Linked DNA regions of Homo sapiens: region 1 is linked to region 2. A link is a contact called in ENCODE Hi-C data. All regions are on one chromosome and are shown on one strand. Each heading gives the region's core, a stretch centred on a gene start or an enhancer-like site at or near the end of the contact. The rest is flanking DNA. Distances are from core to core; before and after follow the strand shown.

Region 1 (5,261 bases), core at 2,698-5,197, 910 kb after region 2:
CTACTGGGCATTTATCCCCAGGAAAGGAAATCATTATATCAAAGAGATATCTGGGAGGGCACGGTGGCTCATGCCTGTAATCCCAGCACTTTGGGAGGCCAAGGCAGGCAGATTACCTGAGGTCAGGAGTTCAAGACCAGCCAACATGGTGAAATCCCAGCTCTACTAAAAATGCAAAAAATTAGCTGGGTGTGGTGGTGTGTGTGTGTGCCTGTAGTCCCAGCTACTCGGCAGGCTGAGGCACGAGAATTGCTTGAACCCAGGAGGTGGAGGTTGCAGTGAGCCCAGATAGCGCCACTTCACTCCAGCCTGAGCAGCAGAGTGAGACTCCATCCCAAGTTAAAAAAAAAAAAAAAAAACACTGTGTACCCCATGAATATGTACAATTATTATTTGTCAATTTAAAAAAATTAAAAGAACAAACAAAAAGATTAAAAAGAGCATCTTGCCAGGTGTGGTGGCTCGTGCCTGTAATCCCAGCACTTTGGGTGCGGCTAGGGGAGCTGTCAGCAGTCCATGGTGAGCAAAGCCCCAGCTGTGCATGAGACACTCCAGGGAGGGAGAAGGGGACTCAGACACTAAGGGGCTGGCAGGGAAGAGAAGCCAGGAGGGAGGTGAGCAGCAACCAGGGAACTCAGGGAAGCACCTCAAATGGGCAAGGGAGAGGGGAGCGGGGAGATGGGCAAGGGGTATGTGAAAGAACCCAGTGGGAACTCTGATTGGGAGCAGAAGAGGTGGTAAGAAGGGGTCAGATTGTGCTTGTGTTTTGAAGGTAAAGAGATAAATCAGGATTTGTTTTTGAATTGTAACCTCCACCTCCTGGGTTCAAGCAATTCTACTGCCTCGGGCTCCCAAGTAGCTGGGATTACAGGTATGTGCCACCATGCCTGGCTAATTTTTGTATTTTTAGTAGAGATGGGGTTTCACCATTTTAGCCAGGCTGGCCTTGAACTCCTGACCTCAGGTGATCCACCTGCTTCAGCCTCCCAAAGTGCTGGAATTACAGGCATGAGCCACCATGCCCGGCCTATTTTATTATTTTTTAAAGACAAGGTCTTACTTTCTCCCAGGCTGGAGTGCAGTGGTGCGATCTTGACTCACTGCAGCCTCTGCCTCCTGTGAGGCTCAAGTGATCCTCCTCCCTCAACCTCCTGAGTACCTGGGACCACAGGCATGCATGGGATTACAGACCTTTTGATCCTAAAAAATGTCAAATTTATAGAAAATTTGCACAAATGGTACAATGAGCACCCACATACTCTTCACCTAGATTCACCATTTTTTAGCATTTTTGTCATACAGTTGTCCCTTGAGCAACACTGGTTTGTCAAGAATGCATAAAATACAGGTAGATATTAGTCTATTTTATCATGTTCTACCATAAAATACACAAAATCTATTATATATATTTTTTTATAACGGAGTCATGCCCTGTCGCCCAGGCTGGAACGCAATGACACAATCTTGGCTCACTGCAACCTCTGCCTCCCGGATTCAAATGATTCTCCTGCCTCAGCCTCCTGAGTAGCTGGGATTACAGGCACCCACCACCACACCCAGCTAATTTTTGTATTTTTAGTAGTGACGGGGTTTCACCATGTTGGCCAGGCTGGTCTCGAACTCCTGACCTCGTGATCCACCCACCTCAGTCTCCCAAAGTGCTGGGATTACAGGCATGAGCCACTGCACCCGACCCACAAATCTATTATAAAAAATTAAAATTGATAAAAACCAAGTACCTGCTTTAAACACCTGTGACGCTAATCATCTCCACGAGAGCAGATACTATCACCAGTAAATTGCATACTATAGTAAAAAGTGATCTCTTGTGGTTTTCACGTGTCTTTCATTGTGTTTAGCACAACGCTGTAAATCTTGAATAACACCATGGCACCCACACGTAGTGCCTCTAGTAATGGTGGAAGTGCTCCCGAGAAGCAAAGTCAAGTCATGACATTACAAGAACAAGTTGAATTGCTTGATATGTACCATGGATTGAGGTCTGCAGCTGCAGTTGCCCACCATTTCAGACAGACGATTCATCTTAAAAAGACAATTGAAACTTACAGTATCAGTAAGCACAGTACGGTACTGTAAATGTATTTTCATTACGATTTTCTTAATATTTTCTTTTCTCTGGCTTACTTTATTGTAAGAATACAGTATATAATACATATAACATACAAAATAACTATATTATCAGTAAGGCTTCTGGTCAACAGTAGCCTATTAGTAAAGTTTTTGGGGAGTCAAAATGTATATGTGGGTTAGTCAGAATGCTTAACTGACATTGTTCAAAAGTCACATTGTATTTGCTTTTCTCTCTGAATACACATACACACACACATATATTTACATTTACATATATATAAACATATATATAACACATATATATGAACCATTTGGGAATTTGTTGCAGACATCAAGACACTTCTCCTGTAAATACTTTTGTCTGTATGTCCTAAGAACAGTCATTCTCCTTCATAACTACATAAAATTATTGCACCCAGGAAACTGATATATTATCTAATATTGAGTTCATATTCAAATTTATCCAACTTTTGCAATAATGTCTCTTATAATTGTGTTTTCCTCCTAAACCAAGACTCAAACCAAGATCCAGTCCAGAATCACACCATGCATGTAAGTTGTAGTTTCTTGACCCTTCTTTGATCTGCAGACTGCTGCCCTATCACTTTGTTCTTTCACAATATTGCCAACTTTTGGCTGGGTGCGGTGGCTCACGCCTGTAATCCCAGCACTTTGGGAGGCTGAGGCGGGATCACTTGAGGTCAGGAGTTTGAGACCACCCTGGCCAACATAGTGAAACCCTGGCTCTACTAAAAATCCAAAAATTAGCTGGGTATGGTGTCACGTGCCTGTAATCCCAGATACTTCGGAGGCTGAGGCAGGAGAATTGCTTGAACCGGGGAGGCGGAGGTTGCAGTGAGCCGAGATCGCACCACTGCACTTCAGCCTGGGAGACAGAGTGAGACTCTATCTCAAAAAAAAAAAAAAAAAAGATATTGCCATCTTTTAAGAACTCAAGTCAATTGCTTTGCAGAATGTTCCTCAATTTTGATTTGTCTGATTGTTTCTTCATTAATCAGGTTGAGCCTATTAGAAATACTACCCAGATGATGTGTGTTCTTCCTGTTCCTCACACCAGGAGGCACACAGTCTCAGTTTGTCCTATTACTGGAAATGCTAAGTTTGACTTTTGGCTAAGGCAATGTCCAGCAAATGTCTCCATTGCCTGAAAAATTTCCCCTTTATAATTAATAAGTAATCCAGGAGGTGTTACTTTAAGACTGTGTGAATAACCTATTCCCAGTCTTTCACCTAATAGTTTCAGCTTCCACTGGTGATTCTTGGCTGAATCAATTATTACCACGATTGCTGCAAAATGGTGGATTTCCAATTTTATAATTCCTATATTTATTGGTTGTCATTCTACTGTTTTGAAAAAGCATCTTTACTTCTCTCTCCTTTTATATTAATATTAGTGTAGTAGTTGTGGTAATATGAACCCATGGATTCTTTTTAATTGAATGTTTTAAATACTTGTCAAATTATACAAAATTCAACCAACGGCAGCCCCTTCAAACTTATTCCTGTGGCCTTTTGACATTCCTTGGGTGCTTCTGTTTTCTGTTACAGGCCTGAGGTGTCAGCAGGAAAGACGTACTAGTGGCCCCTGAAGCCCTGTTACCTCGGGCCTCTAGGACTTTCGATAGGCCGCCTCCCTTCTCTTAAGAGCCCACAGGTTGGACCTCCAGGTTCTTCCCTGGGTGCTCCCGGAAGGACGCTGCTTCGGGCTCCTCCCGGGGGAACTCCATTCTAGGCGCCCGGCTCCCGGCTCCCCCGCCCGCCCAACCCCGGAGCGCTCCATTCTCCTTGCCAGGCTGCAAACTCCGCCTCCGGTCGCTCTGGCCGACGGCCTCCACGGCGGCAGGGGGCGACCTCTCGGCAAGACTTTCCGCCGGGGTCCCAGCCCGGCAGGAGCTTCCGGAGAGATGGCGGGCGACGTCCGTACCTCTCCGTCTTTCCCTCCTGGGCTGGTGCCGTGGCTACGCCCCGGCCGCTCCACACACCTACCCGGGGGGAACGTGTGCCTGGGCCGCTGGAGTCGCGAATGGCCGGTTATTCACACGTTCAAGTACCCAAGGCAGGCGGCCCTGCAGGCGTCGTCGCGGGTTCTTCCGGCCATCTTGTTGAGGAGGGACCGGAAGGAGGAGCGGCTGAGGAGCCCAAGGAGCGGGGCGGCGGCCACTAGGAGCTCAGGAGGCAAGGGCGTGGCCGAGTGGGACCCACTTGCCTGCCTGGACCCAGAACTCTGGGATCAGTTTGACAACTTAGAAAATCGATAGTCTTGAGAAATTCATCATATCTGCCAAGGAAAGGACTGAGATTGAACTCAGCTATACAAAACAACTCAGGAATCTTTTAAAGACATGCCAACCTAAAAGGAACTGGAAGGAGAAAGAATACATTACGTAAAACTCTCCTTCCCTCCCTGTGAACAAAATGAGTGATCACGCTAGGCAGCATTAAGTTATCTTCTTTGAGGTCTTGAACTTTCAGATCACCGTGGAGTTACAAGGGCATGTTCAAAACCAAAAGCAGGAGAGGAAATCTCACTTTCATGATGCCCAGAAGGCACAACCACCGACAGAGACTTGATGGAAGCAACTTGAGGCAAGTAAAAGACAATTGAGATTATAAAAAGGCTGCTGAGCACATCAGTATTTTGAGAAAATGCCATATGTTTTAAAAACACGTTTTTAAAAGTCGATGTTGAAAAAGGCACACCACCAAGCTGCGAAAACATCACCAATGGCAGAAGACGGCAGACTACTCAATGAGAATTGAATTACTCATCAATTCAAGAAATTTGACACTGAGCTGCAGGAATTTTACCATCCTAATAGTTCCAACAACTTCCAGAAAATACAAGAGATAGAGGGAAAGAGGATAGTGAGAATGAGAGAATCAGTGAAGACATATGTAGCGATTGGGCAACAGGTGATAGCAATCAATAGGAGATGCTTGGAGAGAATAGTAAAGGCAACTGAATCAATGATCAGAAAAATGTCACAGCTGGTAATAAAAACTTTCAAGTCAGAGTGTGAGCCTCCTGGAGACATCTGAGGACTACACTCTGCCAATAAGGTGCTTGATAATAGTCTTTCAGATTTCTGAGGAGAAGGCAAACCAGGGTCAGCTGTGGTGGCAAATTGAAAGGAAACTTCTGGCTGTTC
Region 2 (4,889 bases), core at 1,084-3,583:
TTCATAATATCACAGCTCCCCTCACCTGGGGGAGTAATACCTGTACCAGCAATTAATATTTTCCTGGCCTGGCTGTGGAGAAGGAACCTCTTTGAATAAGCATCTGGGCATAGAAGACTCTTCACCATCAGAAGGAGTTGAGAGCAAAGAAGAGAAGGTAGACTGTTTAGCCCACTTCACAAAGTTTCCCAACGTTTTCTTGTTTTGTCTGAACTGTTACCATTCTCAGAAGAAGCTCAGGCCCAGCAGCAAAGACAAGGACTCGCTCTGTCACCCAGACTGGAGTGCAGTGGTGCAATCATAGCTCACGGCAGCCTCAACCTCCTGGGCTCTAGTGATCCTCCCACCTTAGCCTCCTAAGCAGCTGGGACTACAGGCGCGTGACACCACGCCTGGCTAATTTTTAACATTTTTTGTAGAGACAACGTCCACTTGTTGCCCAGGCTGGTCTTGAATTCCAGGCTTCAAGTGGTTCTCCTGCCTTGGCCTCCCAAAGCCCCATCTTTTTATAGAATAATTTGTGTATGCCAAGGCTGGCATTTTGTCATAAACTCTGCTGTGTTTTCACAGGACAGTTATAATTTCCCCCTTTCATGACTCTGACTCATGGCTCCTTTTTCTTCTCAAGAATGTGCTCGATTTCTCTGAAAGAAGCCTGCTGCCAGGATTTGCAGAGCTGATTTCTGTAGCACAGACCATTCAGATTCTAGAATGGCTCTTGGGGACTGAGCTGAGGGATGGAAGGAAGCCTGCCCTGCCACCTGGTGGTGAGTGAGGGCACGGCCCCCAGCTGCTCTCGGGTAGGTTTGCCCCCAAGTACGTGGACTATTCGCTCCCTGACACCGGGCTGCAGGCTTGAGGGGACCCAGGGTCGGTTTCAAGAGCCTCTTCTCTGGCCCTGCCAACTATCTATCTCCCCCAAGTCCGTGGACTATTCGCTCCTTGACACCAGGTTGCAAGCTTGAGGAGAGGCAGGGTCAGTTTCAAGAACCTTTCTCTGTCCCTGCCAACTATCTATCTATCTATAATTATTTGATAGATAATTGTGGCTTGATCACGGCTCATTGCAGTCTAGACCTCCCCAGGTTCAGGTGATCCTCCCACGCATCACCACGCCCGGCAAATTTTTCTATTTTTTGGAGAGACAAGGTCTCACTACGTTGCCCAGTCTGTTCTTGAGCCCGGGAGCTGGAGGCTGCCGTGAGCCGAGATCGCCCCATGCCAGTATGGGCGACAAAGCGAGACCCTGTCTCAAACAAAACTCACAAAATCAGGGGACAAGGAAACAAAACAAGGCTTGATAGTCAGGCCTAGCTGTGGGGACAAATGCCATAGGTCTGTGGTTTGCAGCTTCTTGGGGTCCTGAGAGAACAGGCCCCTCCCCCTTTTCACGACAGTGTGTGCATATGCACACTCACTTCTGTATCCAGTTTCAGAGGTTCTCAGATCTGAGGTCCCCTATGGACTCCTCCGCTACCCCCGGTTGCAAGGTCCCTAAGCCATTGAAGAATCTGACAGAGGCACAAGTCCACCCTGACCTTTGGCAGGACTGTTCTGCTGCCAGAGGGATTACCGAGAAAGGAAATCTTGTCCTGGACTCTTCAAGTGGGGTGAGTGAGCTCCGGGGTATAAGCTAGTCCTTCCCTTCAGGCTGAGAGCTAGACAGGATAGGAGTAAGTTGGCCTTCTGCTGTCCCACTCTAGGGCTGGGTCCAAAGAGCGCTTTACTCAGTGAAGACAGGCCACTGTGTGGACAGAGACAACATACATAGAAACATGCATCGGAGGCCGGGCGAGGTGGCTCACGCCTGTAATCCCAACACTTTAGGAGGTCGAGGCGGGCGGATCACTTGAGGTCAGGAGTTCGAGACCAGCCTGGCCAACATGGTGAAACCCCTAAAAATACAAAAATTAGCTGGGCTTAGTGGCGCACGCCTGTACGCCCAGCTACTCGGGAGGCTGAGGCAGGAGAATGAATCACTTGAACCTGGGAGGCAGAGGTTGCACTGAGCCGAGATCGCGCCACTGCACACCAGCCTGGGCGACAGAGTGAGACTATCTCAAAAAAAAAAAACCACAACAAAACATGCAACGGACTCAAAGATACACACATCAAAACTGTACGCGCACACAGACTCTGATACAGAGGTACAGACACAAAAAGGCACCGATGTAAAAGCACAAAGGCAGGCCCAGTTACACTCCCGTCAACAAACCACGGAACCTAAATTCAGACTTGGTGGAGCCCAAAACCTCGCAGCCTCAGGGGCACTCTCGCCGGGGGCGGGACCAGAAGGGGGTGTGGCCTCTCAGGTCGAGGCGGGGTTAAGGGTCATAAGGCGGAGGCGCGCCCAAGATGGCGGCCTCCATGTGCGACGTGTTCTCCTTCTGCGTGGGCGTGGCGGGCCGCGCGCGGGTCTCCGTGGAAGTCCGTTTCGTGAGCAGCGCCAAGGTGAGGTCGGGGCGGGTCCTGCCGGGAGCCTCTCCCCAGTCCGGCCATGGAGACAGCCCGGCCGGACTCCATGCCCGGAGCCCAGAGGCTTCTGTGCCGCTCGGACGCTACGGCCCTGCCCCTGCTCGCGGCCCGGGGGCTCCCAGTCTGTCCCTGCGCGCAGGCTCGTGGCGCGGTCACGCGATAGACCCGGGCCTCCGGAGTCTCCGTGCGCATTTCCTCCCAGCGGAATTCGGCCAGCCCGCGGGAGGCCCTTCTGTGGCTGCTCGGGGCGGGGCTAGGGGGCTTTGCTGCTGTATCCCTGGAACGGTGGGCGGGGATGTGCCGGGCAGAGAGAACTGAGGTGTAAAAGAGGGAGTCCTCACGAACTTCATGTGTGAGATTTGGGTGAGGGGATGAGGAGAGAGGCCAAGATCCTTCACGAGGGTCCTTGGAGTGCTGAGGAATTTGGACCAGAGTCCAAAGGCCGTGGGGGCATTGGGAGAGTTTTTAGCAGGAAGGTGACGTGATTTTGTCGTTTTTATTGTGTTCCAAAAGTTCATTGTAGAAAAAAATACAAAATGCATGTAAGGAAAGAAAATACAAAAATCACCCATACTTCTATACTTGTGCAAAGATGAGTACGTTAAAATTACATTTTTAGAAACTGCTTTTTGATGCAGCAGTGAATCTTTCAATATCAAGCCTATTTCTACATATTAAGTTTTAAGAGCTGAGTAGTAGCTTCTTCCGTGAGAGGGTCACAGTTCACTCAACCAACCCCTTATTAATGGACCCTTTATTGTTGTATGGTATTTTTCATCCCCAGAGTCAAAAGTCTTAGAGCTCATTTTCTGTGCAAACATCCTCTTGTTTTGTCCAGCAGTATTTTTTTCCTAGTTATCTTTGCCTATTGATATGTGTAAAATTATATTTGTTCTCATTTACGTTTCTTTGGTTACTAGTGAGGTTGAATAATTTATCCTGTGTAGTGGCTGTGTGTATGGTTGGTTCTTGCCCAAGACGTAAGACCTCTAGTTGTCTGTTGTCTGCTCTCAGCGTCATCATATTGATCTAGTTTTCCAGCTCAACCTTCCGTGCCCCCTTTCTGCTCTAGAGGTATCTGGAGCAGTTTGCTCCTTCCCTGGTAAATCAGCTTCCCTACATCCCTGGTCTCCTTACCTGTTCCTATCTCCATCTCCATAGTCTCTAGTGCTCCTGGGTGGCCACAGTTTGAAGGCCTCTCAGTTCCATCATTCTTGGTTTGCAGTGATATTCTTCACCTTTTTCTTCATTAGCCCCCAGTCTCTCAGCCCCTTCCTTTCTTCATTTCTTCCCTCTCGCTTCTTCACTTCAGCCACTCTCCTTGCACAGTTTTCCTGTCCCAGGCTTCTATCAAGGCCCTAGCTGATTGCCCTCTCCTTGCCTACATCTGATCTGCTGCTGGAGAAAATAACATACCTGCCTGGACTTGGTAACAGCATGGATTATCCTGGGCTTTTTGCTTCTCTATTCAAATGAGATTGGTTTGTGATTTTTTTCTCTGTGTTATTTTCCTCAAGTTGCCACATGAGGGTTATACTTGTTTTTTTTTGGTAAAACAGAAATGCTTTCTGTCATTACATTGTTTAAATAGCATGAGCATTATTTATTCTTTAAAGGTTTGAGAGAATTGGGTCATGAAACTATATAGACCAGGGGCCTCAAGTGGGAGTAGTTTTTGACTACTGTTTATTGCTTCTGTGGATAGGAATGACTTTTCAAAAATTTATCAACTATTATGCCAGAGACATGACCAGTCAGAACAGAAACCTCACCAGGTCCAGTGGAAGCCAGCTGGATTACCATACTGGTGCACTAGCCGGATAGCAGCATGGCTTATTGTGGGCTTTCTTCTTTTAATCAAGATTTTAAAATCTACTACATAGTCTGCCCGGGCATGGTGGCTCATTCCTTTAATTCCAGCGCTTTCGGAGGCCAAGGTGGGCTGATCACTTGAGATCAGGAGTTCAAGACCAGTCTGGCCAACATGGTGAAACCCTGTCTCTACTAAAAATACAAAAATTAGGCCTGGCGTGGTGGCTCACACCTGTAATCCCAGCACTTTGGGAGGCCGAGAGGGGCGGATCACTTGAACTTGATGTCAGGAGTTCGAGACCAGCCTGACCAACATGGTGAAACCCCATCTGTACTAAAAATACAAAAATTAGTCGGGCGTGGTGGTGCACACCTGTAATCCCAGCTACCTGAGGGCCAGGCACGAGAATTGCTTGAACCCAGGAGGCAGAAGTTGCAGTGAGCTGAGGTCGTGCTACTGCACTCCAGCCTGGGCGACAGAGGGAGACTCCATCTCAACAACAACAACAAAAATCTATTACATAGTCTTAAGAGTTTTGCACTATTTTTTTTTATAGAGATGGGGTCTTGCTGTGTTGCCCAGGCTGGTCTCAAACTCCTGG

The links. A loop is a pair of places that touch in the nucleus more often than their neighbours do. Pooled maps may share reads with other maps.
Region 1: a pooled map shows a loop between it and region 2 (12-fold over the local background). The contact joins the enhancer-like site here to the promoter of SMYD5 in region 2. A Hi-C loop is called at or near these places in 5 of 50 pooled maps.

Annotation. Positions count from the first base shown.
Region 1 is chr2:74,116,349-74,121,609 of GRCh38, forward strand. It overlaps a transcript of TET3 not described here and the pseudogene FNBP1P1. Among named protein-coding and RNA genes, the nearest start is that of BOLA3, 29 kb to the right of the region's middle. RefSeq lists an enhancer at 3,922-4,281. Within about 2 kb of position 3,948, at least 35 of the 41 ENCODE cell types and tissues checked have a DNase peak (open chromatin) inside an H3K27ac peak, as active enhancers do.
Region 2 is chr2:73,211,912-73,216,800 of GRCh38, forward strand. SMYD5 (SMYD family member 5) reads left to right here and starts at 2,334. Exons shown (of 13, transcript NM_006062.3): 1 at 2,334-2,451. The coding sequence starts at 2,356. NOTO (notochord homeobox) reads left to right here. Exons shown (of 3, transcript NM_001134462.2): 3 at 1-602. RefSeq lists a silencer at 798-867 and enhancers at 2,190-2,484, 2,272-2,511.